Regions from separate parts of the Mus musculus genome. Here region 1 is linked to region 2. Evidence: chromatin loops called from intact Hi-C (ENCODE). Cell type or tissue: gastrocnemius. All regions are shown on one strand. Links, peaks and the distances in the headings refer to the core of each region. The heading gives the core; the rest is flanking DNA. Region 1 has its middle 30 kb from the start of Gm34397. Region 2 has its middle 29 kb from the start of Sox14.

Evidence for each region. Peaks named below come from ENCODE experiments on the same cell type or tissue, not always from the same donor. Only the 100,000 strongest peaks of a DNase experiment are listed, where the experiment ranks them.
Region 1: it touches region 2 in a loop (6-fold over the local background); 26 of 42 quality-filtered maps call a loop at or near these places.

Annotation. Positions count from the first base shown.
Region 1 is chr9:100,376,261-100,379,177 of GRCm38, reverse strand. No RefSeq gene overlaps it. Among named protein-coding and RNA genes, the nearest start is that of Gm34397, 30 kb to the left of the region's middle. In gastrocnemius, for the core only: no CTCF peak of the experiment used is centred there; no DNase peak of the experiment used is centred there.
Region 2 is chr9:99,845,447-99,848,363 of GRCm38, reverse strand. It overlaps the pseudogene Gm518. Among named protein-coding and RNA genes, the nearest start is that of Sox14, 29 kb to the left of the region's middle. In gastrocnemius, for the core only: a CTCF peak has its summit at 1,375 (motif pointing left); a DNase peak (open chromatin) is centred at 1,359.

The DNA.
Region 1 (2,917 bases), core at 121-2,620, 530 kb before region 2:
GTGACCAGAAAACACAATTCTGTGATAGTCCTCCCCGGTCTCGGGGAGATATGAGAATGGAAACTGTGGTTGTTTATTTATTGGCTGGAAAAGAGACTTGGAAGAGCTGGACTCAGAATAGAAGTTTACGTTAGGAGGAATGGTAAGTTAAGTTCATTTGGCTACCCTTTTTTTTTTTCCTGAATGTAAACACACCACACGGATTCAGAAGGTATGGCAGACCATTGCCAGGGTACCTGGTGCTCACACACCATGTTGTTTGCCCCAAGATCCAAAGTGGAGAAGAGGAAGCTACAGGGATCAGATGAAGAATGGTGGCCTTGGGCAAACACCAGGATATAAGACAACAAGGCTTTTCTTTTTTTTAATTTTTGTTTTTCTTTTCTTTTTTTCAAGAAGAGGTAGGAAAGGCTTTGGTGAAGGAGAAAACCATGAAGAGGTGTTTTTTACCAACCACCGGTGACCCTGATGATTAGTTAAAAGTCAGTTATTTTGAATGGCTTAAGACTCTAACCTTGGCCCCGACCTGTCTCTGGAACAGACAGGCTGAAAGGGTCCAAAGTGAATTATGCAGAGGCCACTTAGGCTAAGCCTCTTGGCGTTCTGAATTGGATGCCATTTTTAATTCTCATTTTCTCATGGCTGCCGCTGCGGCTGCCGCGTGCATGTTTGTGTTTGCAGAAGCAGTTCAGGCCCTACAATTTCCAGCCATCCTGTTAAGACCCAGGCCGCCTTGCTATCTCCTATCTTTGTCCCTCACCTCATTTTGAAGGATTGTTACACATGTGTAAGCACAATGGGATTATGTATTCATTGTGTTTGTCCACTCTTTTCTGTGCCACAAAAGGAGAAATAGCCTGCACTGCGACTTAAGGGCTTTCTGACCGCTCCAAAGTCATGACATTTCCTTTGCTCTTTGATGGCTGGCTTTTCAAAGCCGAGGAAGCTGGGTGACAAACTCCGTTGGCTCCAGGAGGGAGATGGCTCTTCGTTGTTGTGAAAAAGCACATTTGGTAACTTTTAAAAAGCAAATTGAGGACTTAATAGAGCACACAGTCTTCTTTGGAGATTGCTACAAGGTGGATTGTCTTGATAAAACATTTGAAGCCAGAAATCCATCAAGCGTCCGTCAATATAAGCACTGACCTAAACCCCACCCCCCACTCTCACCGAACTTCAGAGTCTTTTTTTTTTTTTTTTTCTGAATTGAGAAAGGATGACTGTCCGGTACCTTCCATTCCATTTTGTCTTCTTTGCAGTTCCCCTTTCTGGTCCCAATTACATGAGAGAGCCCAGCGATGAGCTATTTTGAGTCCGAGATCAGAGGCACTGGGAAGTAAGTGTAGGCTCAGCTTTCTGGGGTCCTACAGAAGCCGTGACCACACACTCTGGCTGACTTAGCACGTTCTTTCACTACCAAGGACAAACCTGGTGCTAAACAGAGCAAACACCTCAAACCACCTCTCCCTAGTCCCACAGCCCCTTATAATCACCCTTCTGACGTTCACCTTTCTGATGTGACTAACAGAAAACATAAAGCCATCTTGAGTCCCCCAAAGTACTTCTCTGTCTGTGGGGTGGCCATCACCAGCTGATAGAAGACTCTTCAGCCAGGAGGTACTCTACCAGGTACAGATGACTCCCCAGGGGCCGGTACTTCCAGTTTTTCTATGAGGGTAATATTTATATTAAGTAGTATTTTGATTAGTGAGTGTGTTTTAATTACTAATTCCTAATGAGTACAATTTAATTAGTACTTCCTAAGCCTTTTAGTTCAGAGACTGTTTTCCATTGTTAGAGGGAGGTAGGTAACACGCCCCTTCTCACGAGTTCTCCCTGAAACCCGAATTCATGGATAATGCTGAGAAAGAAAGAAAGGAAACAAAACAAAACAAAACGGTTGAAACCTAATACGGAATTCTAATTGAAAAAGAGAATATGCATTTTGCAGAATAAGTTGTGTTCTATTGTGAGCAATGGGTTGCACGACATGAGGAGAAGACACAGGTGAGGAGGATGGCTGACCAGAGTGGGGCCCATCTGAGCTGCTGCCCATTTGCTGTTTGGCTCTTGAGCCAAGGTGAGCCGTGATGGCAACATTTGCCTTCTGTTTTTATTCCTTCCTTCTTTGGAAGAAAAAAAATACACAAAAATAGAGAGAGCGATATAAGATCAACCACATCCTTACTACTACCTAGCGCTAACGATAGCAACACTTAAGCCATTTTTGTTCTAAGCTTTAAAGTTGTTTAAAAGAAACAGAATGCCATGAAATTGAAGTCTCCTTCAGTTCCCTTCCCGGGGTACTCTCATGTTCCTCTTTCCCTGGGAAAGGGGATGTTACGATGTCACGACCTTGGTTTATTTTCCTAACTTACAAAATGCCAGTTCTGCTGTTGTCTTTATTGTCATTTTGAAGTATTTATTTATTTATTTATTTATTTATTTATTTATTTATTTTAAAGACAGGACTTTGCTGTGTAACCTAGGTGGTTAAGTTCCTTCCTGCTCTTCCTCCTGACTTGGACTTCCAAACACTGTACTCTTTTTTCTTACGTCTTTGGTTGTGAGCCTAGCCTTTAGCAGCTGAGCCATCTCTCCAGCCCAATGTGCTCTTTTTCAAATTAATATTTTCGGTTAGCATGCGTGTAGTAGTGGGTTTCATCACGGCACCTTCATGTGTATGCGCTCTTATACTTGAGTTTTGAAGTTAGTTAGTTTTGAAGTTCTCATGTGTTTATCTTCTAAGCCTTTCTTTGTGGAGATCTGTGCATCACTCCATTTTAGTTTCTTAATTTTATGGGGATATAAAGACAGCTTCTTGCCATGTTCAGGCATGCTGAGAACTCAAGAATGTTCCTCTTAGGGTTGCTCCTGGGTTGTTTTCCCTCTTCCCTGTACTCTGGCTTTCCTTTTC
Region 2 (2,917 bases), core at 220-2,719:
ACACTGCTTACCTTTGATACTGTTTGATGTTTCTTTCAGCAGCTAGATGCACTTTTAACTAATAACAGCTAAAACACTTGATTTCTTTTCTATCTCTTCAGAATTATAGGTAACACTGCAAAGGTTATTGCTCATGGATCTTTTTTTTTTTTTAACTAGGGTTACCCGATAAATTACTTTACTGAAGGAAATGGTCCAAGGCTTTAGTGGATGCTTTCTGCATGACTTTTCCCTGTTCATTGGTTCTCCACATCAGTCCTCATTGATATTCTCAATAACCTAAAGCCTGGGTCTATTTTAGAGTCCTTTACATTTTGTTTTCTGTTTTGTTTTTCTTAAAGGGGGGAGTATTCTAATTGGTGATGTCAACAATAAATGCTGTTATCTTTCATTTGTTTAGTCTAATTTACATAATTTTTAAAAGAACTTCTTTGGTGTTTTCTCTTGGCTTTCTGATCCCAGGCTGGATTTAAGGATGTGCACTGTCATGTCACCTAGCTAAGCAGCCCTGTCAAAGCATGATAAGGTGCTTCTGCTATTCCCTGGTAACACACCATTCTTAATCAAAGGGATTGGGATCCTAAGAGAAAATCAGGGCTCCCACTGTGGGAAATACAACCAATGTGGTCTGTCGTATTTGGAACTGCTGGAAACTACCTGAACGTATCAGGTGTAGGAACACTGGAGGGGTAGGGAGATTCAATAGAACCAAGAATTATCAAGTTCTAAAATAAAGAAAATGTGTGTGCGCGCACACACACAGAGAGAGAGAGAGAGAGAACAAGCAAAGAAAATATCTAGTGGTGTTATAAGTGATTATAACCTCTAAAAGCACACAAAAGCTTATTGCAACTTAATGAAAGAAGAGAGATCTGTTAAGGGGTGTGTGTGTGCGCATGTGTTATTATTATTATTATTAATTACTATTATTATTATTGTCATCATCATCATCTAATCATTAAGTCTTTTAACTGAGAAAGCATGCCCTGAGTGTACATGAGTTCTGAAACTTTCTTTTTGTAAAAAAAAATTTTTGATCTCAGTATAATTTCTTAGTAAATGATAAGACAAGCCATTAAAAAAATTAATTAAAAATCAAAGGGGCTCAAAAAGTTTCCTTCTTTAGATGTGACCAGCCCCTAAATGTATCCAATTTTAGTGTCTCTACAAACCCAGTTCTTGACATCAGAACTAGATTTCTACTTCCCAAGGTTCTGAATTGCTTTAGCAGCCCTCCTCATTCTGGGACTTGGCTGTCTTTGGGTTTTATCAGTATTTAAAATGTTCCCTAAGCTCAGACTCTGCCCCAAGCTGCCCAGGGAAGAGCAAGGCTCCCTTAGCATCCCGGGGAAACACTGCCACCTAGCGGTCATATTGAATGCTGTTAATTCCTCACCAAGTGAAGTTGCACAAGGAGATTTTGTCTCTTCTGCTCAGTGGATAGGGTCCCCAAGATCCTGGAGACGCCAAGAAGGACTGAAGTAAACAATTTATAGCGCCTCCTGATCACATCTCTGAGCTCTTAAATAAACTAAGACTTACTGAGAGTTGGAAATTTGACTTAGTAAGATTAATACAATGGACTAAATAAGGCTACTAGTAGAACAGAAATGTTGCAATAACGTATGGTGTGAGAAATCTTTATGACTTGATACACCTTGGTAAAAATGGCTCACAGGAAAGGTGAGCACCCTGCATGACATTGTGGCCCCTTAAAATAATAATATCAGCTTTTACTATGAAAACCAACATCCTTTTTTTGAACATTGTGGAAATAGATGTCTCCCATTGAAAGCTGGATTTCGAGTTGGTGATAAAAGATGCAGGGTTTAACAATGTAAGACAACTGGAATGTATTTGTGGGGAAATGTTTGAATTGATACACAGATTCTGGAGGGAGTAAAATTGCTTTTCTTATGATAAAAGTATCTTTTACAAACAGCTTGCAAACGTTCTCTTTGATGATCCTTGTTGTAAGGACTAGAATTCTGTCCCTGTCGCTCGGGAAAAGGAAGTATGCAGGTCTGAAGTTTGTCCCTAAGAAGGCCATGTGGTCAACCAAGACACATGGCCCTGACCAGGATGTCATCGTTAGAAAACAACCTCAAATGTTGTGTTCTGGGTTCAAATTCTCCTCTAGTACAATTCTATTTTCAGATATAAACAATTTTTTTTTTTAGTAAAAACTTGGAAAAAAATCCAGACAGTCCACACCTCCCTCTCCCCTCCAAAAAAAAAAAACTTATAATTTCTGTATAACTAGGTATCAGACATTAGTTCTGTAATGGTATTTCAATTCTGCTCCACTGCAGAGATGTACATTCAACAAGACAAGTAAGAGTGTGGTGTCATCTCCGAGGGAAAGAAGTAGCTACTGGCTTCATGTGGAAGACATAAACCAAGGGAAAAACATAACAGGGCTTAAGAGAAATAGGGACTTCACTGGATCTTCCTCAATGCCCCTGCTACATTGTATTTATCAAAGCCAAACATTGCATTTGCAAGCCAGAATTGACCTAAAAAATATCTGTAAAAATTAGTCATCTTTTTGTTTTTCTGTTTCGTTCTGTTTGAGATAAGGTTTCTCTGTGTAGTCCTGCCTGTCCTGGAACTCACTTTTTTAGTCCAGGTTGGCCTCTGCCTCCTGAGTACTGAGAGTAAAGGCGAGCACCACCACCACCTAGCAAAGATGAGTCTTAATAAAGTATATCCCAGGGAATACTAAGTATTTAACATTCTCCAATAGAACTAAATTTCTAGTTTATATATGTGTTTACCACCCTGTAACACTGTTGAATACCTCATCATCAAAAAAAATCAAATTATGTTCCACTTGATGGCATTTTATGGATACTACAGTGTGTTTACGCTTACAGAACAATATTTGACAAATATGGAAGTGACCAAGGCAACCAGA